Linked DNA regions of Homo sapiens: region 2 is linked to region 1. The links are chromatin loops, found by intact Hi-C in ENCODE. Cell type or tissue: heart right ventricle. All regions are shown on one strand. Links, peaks and the distances in the headings refer to the core of each region. The heading gives the core; the rest is flanking DNA.

Region 1 (5,387 bases), core at 238-5,237:
TGCACCATCATGCCCAGCTAATTAAAAAAAAAAAATCTGGGGCTGGGCGTGGTGGCTCACACCTGTAATCCCAGCACTTTGGGAGGCCGAGGCGGGTGGATCACAAGGTCAGGAGATCGAGACCATCTTGGCTAACACGGTGAAACCCCGTCTCTACTAAAAATACAAAAAATTAGCTGGGCGTGGTGGCAGGCGCCTGTAATCGCAGCTACTTGGGAGGCTGAGGCAGGAGAATGGCATGAACTAGGGAGGCGGCTTGCAGTGAGCCGAGATCGCGCCACTGCACTCCAGCCTGGGTGACAGAGTGAGACTCCGTCTAAAGCAAAAAAAATTGTAGAGATGGGGTTCTTGCCATGTTGCCTATGCTGGTCTCCAACTCCTGGGCTCAAACAATCTCCTGCCTCAGCCTCTTAAAGTGCTGGGATTTTAGGTGTGAGCCACTGTGCCCGCCTGGAGTATATTTTAAACTAAATGATCAGTCTTGAAATAAATACAAGTTAACCCCACTTGACCTCTATCTATGTAGGTTTATAAGTCTACTTGTAAATCACACCAGCACAATTTATAGGGAGTTGTTTTTAGAACCTTTAGTCCTTGCTTTAAATACCAACAGTTGTGTTATAGCATGTACTGCAGAACTGAAATGACATTCAGACTTTGGTCTAGGAAATCTTGTCAATCACTTCTTTCTTCTGCTTCCTTAGATTCTGTTTTCATGTTATCTTGATTTTGGATTTAGATCAGATAATTATAGGGTCTGCAAAGGCTTGCTTTAGTTTAGGATTTTTGTAGAGCCATAAATGGCTAATATTTATGGTGTACTTATTCAGTGTCAGGCTCTGTTCTTAGGAGTATTATATGTAATAACTTATTTAATACTAACAACAACCCTATGATGTAGATACTATTATTATTCCTACTTTACAGATATGAAAAAATGAGACAGAGAGTTTTAAAGTTTCCCAAGGTCTCACAGCTATTAATTGGTGAGCAAGGATTCAAATATAGTTAGAATCAACATTCTGAACCATGATTTTATATGGCCTTGTTCCCATGGAAACTAGAAGATCCTGACTAACCAGAGGTTATGTTTCTCAATCCTGTTGGCAGTTATATTGCAATGAAAATTAATTAACTCATTCAATAAATATGCTACATGGTGGGGATCAAGACAGATAGGCAGGATCTCTGCTTTCAAGAGGGCCTCTGGTTTTTCAGACTTTTGTCAGTTTGGTTAGAGTTAGTGTTTTCCCATCAGACTCTAATTTGCCCTTGGGTTAACATATAAGGTAGAATTTTTGCCTCTGAAAAGCTGAACATTGGAACTTTAGTGACTTTAGCAAGGTTTATTCTTGCTGGAGCAAGTATTTATATCATACTGATAGTGGTTAATTTTTTTTTTTTTTTTTGGCTGCAATTTTTCCTTATGACCTTGCTCCTACCCATCCTTCCCCAGATTGTCTATTTTTGGATTTTTAATTTTTAAAATATAATAATATGTACTTGTTTCTGTAATAGTTCTTTCAAGAGCCTTTCTAGATTTGTTTCTTTTTCTTTTCTTTTTTTTTGAGATGGAGTTTTGCTCTTCTTGCCCAGGCTGGAGTGCAATGGCATGATCTCGGCTCAGTGCAACCTCCACCTCCCGGGTTCAAGTGATTCTCCTGCCTCAACCTCTTGAGTAGCTGGGATTACAGGCGCTAGTAGAGACAGGGTTTCACGATGTTGGTCAGGCTGGTCTCGAACTCCTGACCTCAGGTGATCCACCCGCCTTAGCCTCCCAAAGTGCTGGGATTACAGGTGTGAGCCACTGTGCGGGGCCAGATTTGTTTGTTTGTTTTTCTTTGAGACAGAGTCTCACTCTGTTGTCCAGGCTGGAGTGCAGTGGTGTGATCTCGGCTCACTGCAACCTCTGCCTCCTGAGTTCAAATGATTCTCCTGTCTCAGCCTCCTGAGTAGGTGGGATTACAGGCGCCCACCATAGCGCCCAGCTAATTTTTTTGTATTTTTAGTAGAGATGGGGTTTTGCCATCTTGGCCAGGCTGGTCTCGAACTCCTGACCTTGTGATTCACCCACCTCGGCCTCCCAAAGTGCTGGGATTACAGGTGTGAGCCACTGCACCCAGCGTTGTTTCTTTTTTTTTTCTTTTTGAGACAGAGTCTTGCTCTGTCGCCAGGCTGGAGTGCAGTGGCGCAATCTCAGCTCACTGCAACCTCTGCCTCCCGGGTCAAGCAATTCCCCTGCCTCAGCCTCCCAAGTAGCTGGGATTACAGGCATGTGCCACCACACCCAGCTAATTTTTTGTATTTTAGTAGAGACGGGGTTTCACCATGTTGGTCAAGATGGTCTCGATCTCTTGACCTCGTGATCTGCCTGCCTCAGCCTCCCCAAGTGCTGGGATTACAGGCGTGAGCTGCTGCACCCGGCGCCGGCCTTGCTCCTTTTTATACAGCCTTATTGATCCAGCCTAACTCAATATAGTTTATTAAATTGCAATGGTATTGTATCAATAGTATCAGAATTTATTAAACTGCAATGGTATTATTGTATCAATAGTATCAGAATTAGTGGCATATAACAGTAAAACCTAGATAATAGTGGCTTAAATAAAACAGCAGCTTACACAAAATAATTTTGGAAATGAGCAATCCAGGATTGGCGTGGAGGCTTGACAAAGTTGTCAAGGAGCCAGCTCCCTCCCAGTCACTATTATGTTATTCCCAGGGTACAGCTATCCTCCTCATGGTCCAAGATGGCTGAAAGGGCTCCAGTCATCACATCATCATGCCTCAGGTAATAGGATGGAGAGAAGCGATAAGAAGGGTGCATCTCCTTCATTTTCATGATTTTTTTAAAAAATGTAAGCACTGCACAATATTTCTGCTTAGATCTCAATAGGCAGAATTTAGTCATGCAGCCACATCCATTGCAGGGGAGACTAGGAAAAGTAAGATTTTAGTTGAGTTCCAATAGGACTATCCAGAAATGGGGATTTGTGATTATGGAAAAATGAGAAAAGATATAGGAAGGTAAATCTGAAGTGTCTTCTACTGGGAGCTTACATATAGTTAGTATCTTATAAAAATTTGTTGATTCACTTTCATAAACTTGATGGTCATATTCTTAGTGGTATCATCCAGGTCATTAATGAAAAGTAATACATCTAAAAATTTTTCCTCTTCTTATTTTTTTTACTTTATGATAATAGAGCATATTATTGCATTAATTGCATCTACAATAAACCTACCTGGAAATAGCTTAGGCAAGATGGAAACAATATTGGAAGGATACAGGGAAAGCCTAGAAACAGAGGAGCCTAAGCAGAAGAAAAGGCAGAAATTCAACTACTGGTCAGCAAAACCTGGAACTGAGAATTCCAGTATAAGGATACTTCTGTCTTCTCTGCTTCCTCTTTCCACTGACTTTATTCTCTAATGCAGAATGAGTTTCTCCACTTGGCAAATGACTAATGACTTCTCCCAGATTTTATATCTAGGTGAGGCCTGAGATAATCTCTCTTCTCACATCTATAAACATTCTGGAGGAATGGGTTCATTGTCCCATCTTGGGTCAGGTGTCCCCCTCTTGACCAATTAGGTGTGGGCAATGGACAGCGGTCACACAGCTCTCGCTGCCATCATAATAAAAATGTGGGCATGAGAGCAGTAGTTCCTATAGGAAAGGTGGGTGCTGGCCACACACTAATATAGGTATACGTTAAAATTATATGAGATGATAAAATACAGGTCGATGGTCTGAATTAAATGAATGGTAAAGGAGAACAGGATCTATCCTAATGCATAAAAATGGTTTAGCTATGAATAAACATCATTTAATAGGGCTGCAATGTATACAACATTTACTATATGTCAAGAATTGTACTAAGTGCTTTTTGTATGTTGAGTCATTTATTTTATACAACCCCATGAGCTAGGGGACATCATCCCTTCTTATAGATGGAAAAACCAGAGCTCAGAGAGGTTAAGTAACTTGCCCAAGGTCAGATTGTAACTGAGCACTGTTTAATGTGCATAGAGGCCAATGGCCAATACCATGGCACTGGCTTTTGAGAAAATAAAAGCTTTATTGCAAGTCAACCGCAAGGAGACAGGAAGATATGCTCAACTCTGTCTCCCTGTGCAGGGCTTGTTTTCTTTTTCTTTTCTTTTCTTTTCGTCTCTCGCTCTCTCTCTTTCTCTCTTTCTTTCTGAGATGGAGTCTTGCTCTGTTGCCCAGGCTGGAGTGCAGTAGCATAATCTCGGCTCACTGCAACCTCCTTCTCCTGGGTTCAAATGATTCTCCTGCCTGAGCCTTCCAAGTAGCTGAGATTAAAGGTGCCCACTACCACGCCCAGCTAATTTTTGTATTTTTTTAGTAGAGACAGAGTTTCACCATGTTGGCCAGGCTGGTCTTGAACTCCTGTCCTCAAGTAATCTGCCCACATCGGCCTCCCAAAGTGCTGGGATTATAGGTGTGAGCCACAGCGCCTGGCCTGGGCCAGGTTTTATAAGCATAAAGTCATGAGATGTGATCTGATTGGATCTTGCAATGAGGTGATGCTGGGAGGTATGATTTGATTGGATCCTGCCATGGGGTGATGCCAAGCTTGATACGATTAGATCCTGGATCCTACAATGTGGTGTCCCCTTCTTAATTCAGTCCTCACTCCTCAGTCAGAGCACTTAGGTTCCCGCTGTAGTTGCAGACTCGGTTCATCTGGGCATGTTCAGGTTAGGTGACCTTCAAACTGGGGGGCCATTGGTAACTGAAAAACAACTCACAACTTTGTTACATAAAAGTTGAACCAGATTGGTGTGATGTGGTTACAAAAAAGCTAGTAAGTCTGAGAGTAATATACTGGCTCAATACTTCTCTATCCTAAGTTGGAAACTATGGTCAATTTTGATGAAGAAATTATTAGCTATTTCCCTACTTCAATTTTGCCATACCAAAGCTATATGAGCTTGATAAACCTTGTAATGTCTTACAAGGTTTTAATCTCTTCATCTGTAAGAAGATTGGATTGAATCAAATTACTCTCTCTCCTTGTTAATACAGATAATACTTTTTTTTCTGAAGGCAAGAGTATGATCTATTACATTAAAATGTTTTTAATGTATCCAATATATTTAAAAAAATAGAGACAGGGGTCTTGCTATGGTTGCCCAGCCTGGTCTTGAACTCCTGGCCTCAAGTGATCCTCCCACCTTGGCTTCCCAAAATGTTGAGGTGAAGGTATGAGCCATAATTGCTGGCTATATCCAATACGTTTTAGTGCTTCTTGAGACATATCTGTGTTAGGAACTGAGATGAAATTAAAGATATACAAGATAGAGTTTTTGCTTACAGTGTTATGGTGGGAACAAACAAACATAATTATTATTTTGTA
Region 2 (5,387 bases), core at 158-5,157, 110 kb before region 1:
ATTGTGCTCACCACTAAATTTCAAATAAGATTATTGCTGGATGTGTAGAAACTAAAAAGAGACTGGGTGTGGTGGCTCACGCCTGTAATCCCAACACTTTGGGAGGCCGAGGTGGGCAGATCACAAGGTCAGGAGTTCAAGACCAGCCTGGCCAATATGGTGAAACCCCATCTCTACTAAAAATAGAAAAATTAGTTGGGCGTGGTGCTGGGCGCCTGTAGTCCCAGCTACTCGGGAGGCTGCGGCAGGAGAATCGCTTGAACCGGGAAGCAGAGGTTGCAGTGAGCCAAGATCACGCCACTGTACTCCAGCCTGGGCGACAGAGCAAGACTCTGTATCAAAAAAAAAAAAAAAAAAAAGAAAAGAAAAGAAACAAGAAACACAAAAGAACTCAAAGGAACATTTCCAACTTCTTTTTAACTTGGCAGTACAGTGACCTAAACCAGGTATGTGGAGCCTTGATTACTATAAAGAGCAAATAAGACAAAAATTAGAAAATATCTTGTACATTTTAAATAATGCTGCAAATATAAGGTCCTGTCACTGAGTCTTGTTTGAAATAAAAGAACTATCAATATTTGATCAATAGAAAACATGGTGCTTGTCCTTAGAGAGCTTTATGGTTTACCTGCAGAGGCTCATAAGAATTTAGCTATATTTACTCAGCAATATATAAGGGAATAGAAATAAATATTGTGTCAACTCCCTGACTGTCACCCCTTCTCAGTTCCCTAACCCACAACACACATATCTTCCTTCCTTTCTTTTTTTTTTTTTAAACAGGGTCTTGCTCTGTCACCCAGGCTGGGGTGTAGTGGCACCATCATAGGTCATTGCAGTCTCAACCTCCAGGGCTCAAGTGATTCTCCCACCTCAGCCTTCCAAGTAGCTGAGACCATAGGTGTATGCCACCACACCCAGTTAACTTTTTTATTTTTTGTAGAGATGGGGGTCTCGCTCTGTTGCCCAGGCTGGTCTTGAACTCTTGGACTCAAGCAATCCTCCCTGTAAACCCAGCACTTTGGGCCTCCAAAAGTGCTGGGATTACAGGTGTGAGCCACCACACCCAGCCATATCCACCTTTCTAATGAGCATGGACAAAGATGCCCTAATTCATTCAGACCAGAAGGTGATGGGGAACGTTTCCAGTCACCTTTCTTTACCCACAGACCTATTCTGGGAAGAAAGGATCAAGAATGGCTGGGCGCAGTGGCTCACACCTGTAATCCCAGCACTTTGGGAGGCCGAGGCGGGCAGATCACAAGGTCAGGAGTTTGAGACCAGCCTGACCAATATGGTGAAACCCCGTCTCTACTAAAAACACAAAAATTAGCCAGGCATGGTGGCAGGCGTCTATGATCCCAGCTACTCAGGAGCCTGAGACAGGAGAATCACTTGAACCCGTGAGGTGGAGGTTGCAGTGAGCCAAGATAGCACCACTGCACCCCAGCCTGGGCGACAGAGCTAGACTCCGTCTCAAAAAAAAAGAAAGGGTCAAGAATGTGGCAAGTCTGGGCTTTAATACATTGCCTAGAAATTTAATTCAATAAATATCTATAGGCCATCTATTTGAGGCCCAATGGTGCCTTAGGCCCTGTGGTTATCTAAAAGAACGTCCCTGCCCTTAATCTCACCAGAGTGATAAAGCTAAGGTCCCTAAAACAAGATCTTATATTACTAAGTGCCAATGTTAACTATAAGTGCAGTAAGATTCTAGAAAAGGGAAACATGAACTTTGTTGTTTTTTGTTTTGTTTTGTTTTTTTGAGATGTAGTTTCGTTCTTGTTGCCCAGGCTGGAGTACAGTGGTGCAATCTTGGCTTACTACGACCTCCGCCTCCTGGGTTCAAGCGATCCTCCTGCCTCAGCCTCCCAAGTAGCTGGGATTACAGGCATGCGCCACCACGCCTGGCTAATGTTTGTATTTTTAGTAGAGAAGAGGTTTCTCTGTGTTGGTCAGGCTGGTCTCAAACTCCCGACCTCAGGTGATCCTCCCGCCTTGGGCTCCCAAAGTGCTGGGATTACAGGCGTGAGCCACTGCGACTGGCCATGGAAACATGAACATTTTAAGCAGACTTTATACTTCATGAAGGCTAGGCCATCAACTGGACAAACTGACAAAACAAAAGGAAACTTGATAAGTCAAGGTATAGAAGAATGAATGAGTGTGGCATTTGGAAAAATAGCAGCAAGACTTTCTGCTGAGATCCAGCTTGAAAAGGAAGGGGGAATGTTTTATCCTTCCTTAAAAAATATAGGTTGCTGTTGGCAGTATAAAAAGAATCCATGGCTCTTAAGAAGTTAAGAGGCGGCTGGGCGTGGTGGCTCACGCCTGTAATCCCAGCACTTTGGGAGGCCGAGGCGGGCGGATCACAAGGTCAGGAGATTGAGACCGACCTGGCTAATGCAGTGAAACCCCGTCTCTACTAAAAATACAAAAAAATTAGCCGGGCGTCGTGGCGGGCGCCTGTAGTCCCAGCTACTCGGGAGGCTGAGGTAGGAGAATGTCATGAACCTGGGAGGTGGAGCTTGCAGTGAGCCGAGATTGCGCCACTGCACTCCAGCCTGGGTGACAGAGCAAGACTCCATCAAAAAAAATAAAAATAAAAATAAGAAGTTAAGAGGCTTAAATGGAGAAACCTCCACACCCTAGGACTTGAGTAGATAACCTAGCACTTTAGGCATTTAAGACTCCAAGTCTTGGAACACGAAGGCCCATGGTGCCTCTCCATCAGGACAGGAGAGATTATGCTTTGGCAACAATGAATCTCTAATCTCACTGGCTTGATATAGTAAAGCATTCATTTCTTGTTTATGTGACATGTCCAGTGTAGATAAGGATGGGGCTCAGGGGAGATTTGCTCCATATAATCTCTCAGGGACCCAGGTTGATGGAGGTTCTACCATCTTAGAATGTTGCCATCTCATGTGACTTTCAGGATTGCTGCAGCAGGGGCAAAAACCCTGTAGGATGTTTATAAGCGTCAAGACTGAGGGTGGCTATCATTTCCACCAGTAATCAATTGGCTAAAACCTAGCTGTACATGAAAGGAACAATGCAGTATATAATCTTCCTTTCTGCCCTGAAAGAGGAAAAATGAAATAGGATTTCATAAACACATATAATATCAATCATGACCGATTATCCAAAGAATCTTACTTTGTTAATAATAGCTAACACTTATATTTTGCTAATCTTTACAATCCATCCTGTGAGGCAGCTTTTATTATTATCTCTGTTTTATTTTATTTTACTTTATTTTATTTTTTTAAACAGGGTCTTGCTCTGTAGCCCAGGCTGGAATGCAGTGGCATGTAGCCTGGAATTCCTAGGTTCAAGTGATCTCACCTCAGCCTCTTGGGTAGCTGGGACTACAGGTGTGCTCCACCACACCTGGCTAATTTTTTAATTGTTTTGTAGAGATGAGGTCTCACTATGTTGCTCAGGCTGGTCTCGAACTCCTGAGCTCAAGTGATCCTCCTGCCTCAGCCTCCCAAAGTGCTGGGATTACAGGTGCAAACCACTGTGCCTGGCTATCTCCATATTAAAGATAGGAAGGTGAAGCAAAAAGAAATTAAATCATTTATTCATGGCCCCACAGCTAGTAAGTGGCACAACATGGAGTCACTCAAGAAGTTTTTCTCTAGAGTTCATACCGTGCCCAGGCTGTAGTGTAGTGGCAGATTCATAGCTCACTACAGCCTCAATCTCCCCTGGCTCAGGTGATCCTCCTAACTCAGCCTCCTGAGTAGCTGGGACTACAGGCATGCACCATCACACCCAGCTACAGAGTTCATGTTCTTAACAACTATGTTCTACCTCCTTTGTCATGGGCTTAGTTAAAATGGAAGTCAAATCATGATTCCATGTACCCTGCATCTCTTACATTGGGTTATAGAAAGCTTCTAGCAATGGTGTCATACTTGACTCTGACTAGTCCACCCTGCCAATATTCCCATAGCATCAGTTGTATATATACACTCACCATGCTCTTGACTGGCCTGTCTTGGTACTCTATCTGTTCAAAGGGATGTGGATGAGAGCTTGATTGTGTGTAAGCTATATGGATGTATATACACACACACACACACACACACACACACACACACTATATGGGTATATATATGGATATAGATGCTGTTTCTAAATGCAAACATTCTTGCATAGGCATCAGCAACCCTCAAGAGCATTGTGTCCTCTGTTTCTGTCCTTGTTCCCCTGTTCTCAACTGCTCTCCAGCACAAGTTATTCTCATTCTTTGGAAAACAGAAGTGAACTATGTTTTTCTCCTAAATCAGTGTAATGGAGCAGATTATGTACAGATGAGTAGTGGGGGAGACATTGGCAGCTGGCCCTGAGCAGGGCTGAGTAATGGAAATCCAAGTTATCTCAAGCCTCAGAATTATTCAAGTTTCCTTATGTAACCTGTGTGTCCAAGGTCAGACTAGTCTGAAAACAACATAAGGTTACAATTTCAATAACTTCCAGTCTTTAAACCTAATGTGATCAGGGATTTTGTTTATGTTGTTCATTATTATATAGTGAGTGTCTAGAACAGTGCCTGGAATATAGTAGACATGCAATAAATGTTAAGTAAATTTATTGACCAAATTCTGGTCCTCTTTGGAGGCATGATGGTGTAGTGGTAGAGTGATATGATTTGGCTCTGTGTGCCCACCCAATCTCATGTCAAATTGTAATTCTCAGTGTTGGAGGAGGGATCTGGTGGGAGGTGGTTAGATCATGGGGCAGAATTCCCCCTTGCTTTTCTCATGATAGTAAGTTCTCACGAGAGCTGATGGTTTAAAAGTGTGTGGCACTTCCCCCTTCGTTCCCTGTCTCTCTCTCCTGCTCTGCCATGGTAAGACATGCTTGCTTACCCTTCGCCTTCCACTGTGATTATTAGGTACCTGAGGCCTCCTCAGCTATGCCTCCTATACAGCCTGCAGAACTGTAAGTTAATTAACCCTTTTTTCTCCATAAATTGCCCAGTCTCTTGTATGTCTTTATAGCAGTGTGAGAACAGACGAATACATACATCATTGACTTTAGAATCAAATAGACTTGTGTTTGAACTTCACAGGCTGTGTGACTCCTCATTAGTTATGTACCTTCTCTGACCTCTTCCTTCCTCATTGGTACAATGAGGCTAATATTACCTACCTCTTGGATTGTTGTGAGAATTAAATGTGATAATTGATGTCAGGCACTCGGTATATTGAAGCTAGCTATGGCTCTGCCCTATATCACAAAAATCCTTGGAGCCCAGCCTGGTCACACACACCTGTAGTCCCAGATACTCAGGAGGCTGAGGCAGGAGGATGGCTTGAGCCCAGGAGTTTGAGGCTGTAGTACGCTATCATCGTGCCTATAAATAGCCACCTGGA

The links. Peaks named below come from ENCODE experiments on the same cell type or tissue, not always from the same donor. Only the 100,000 strongest peaks of a DNase experiment are listed, where the experiment ranks them.
Region 2: it touches region 1 in a loop (2.4-fold over the local background); 24 of 110 quality-filtered maps call a loop at or near these places.

What each region holds. Positions count from the first base shown.
Region 1 is chr14:65,402,347-65,407,733 of GRCh38, forward strand. It overlaps a transcript of FUT8 not described here. Among named protein-coding and RNA genes, the nearest start is that of FUT8-AS1, 7.6 kb to the right of the region's middle. In heart right ventricle, for the core only: no CTCF peak of the experiment used is centred there; no DNase peak of the experiment used is centred there.
Region 2 is chr14:65,292,239-65,297,625 of GRCh38, forward strand. No RefSeq gene overlaps it. Among named protein-coding and RNA genes, the nearest start is that of MIR4708, 40 kb to the right of the region's middle. In heart right ventricle, for the core only: no CTCF peak of the experiment used is centred there; no DNase peak of the experiment used is centred there.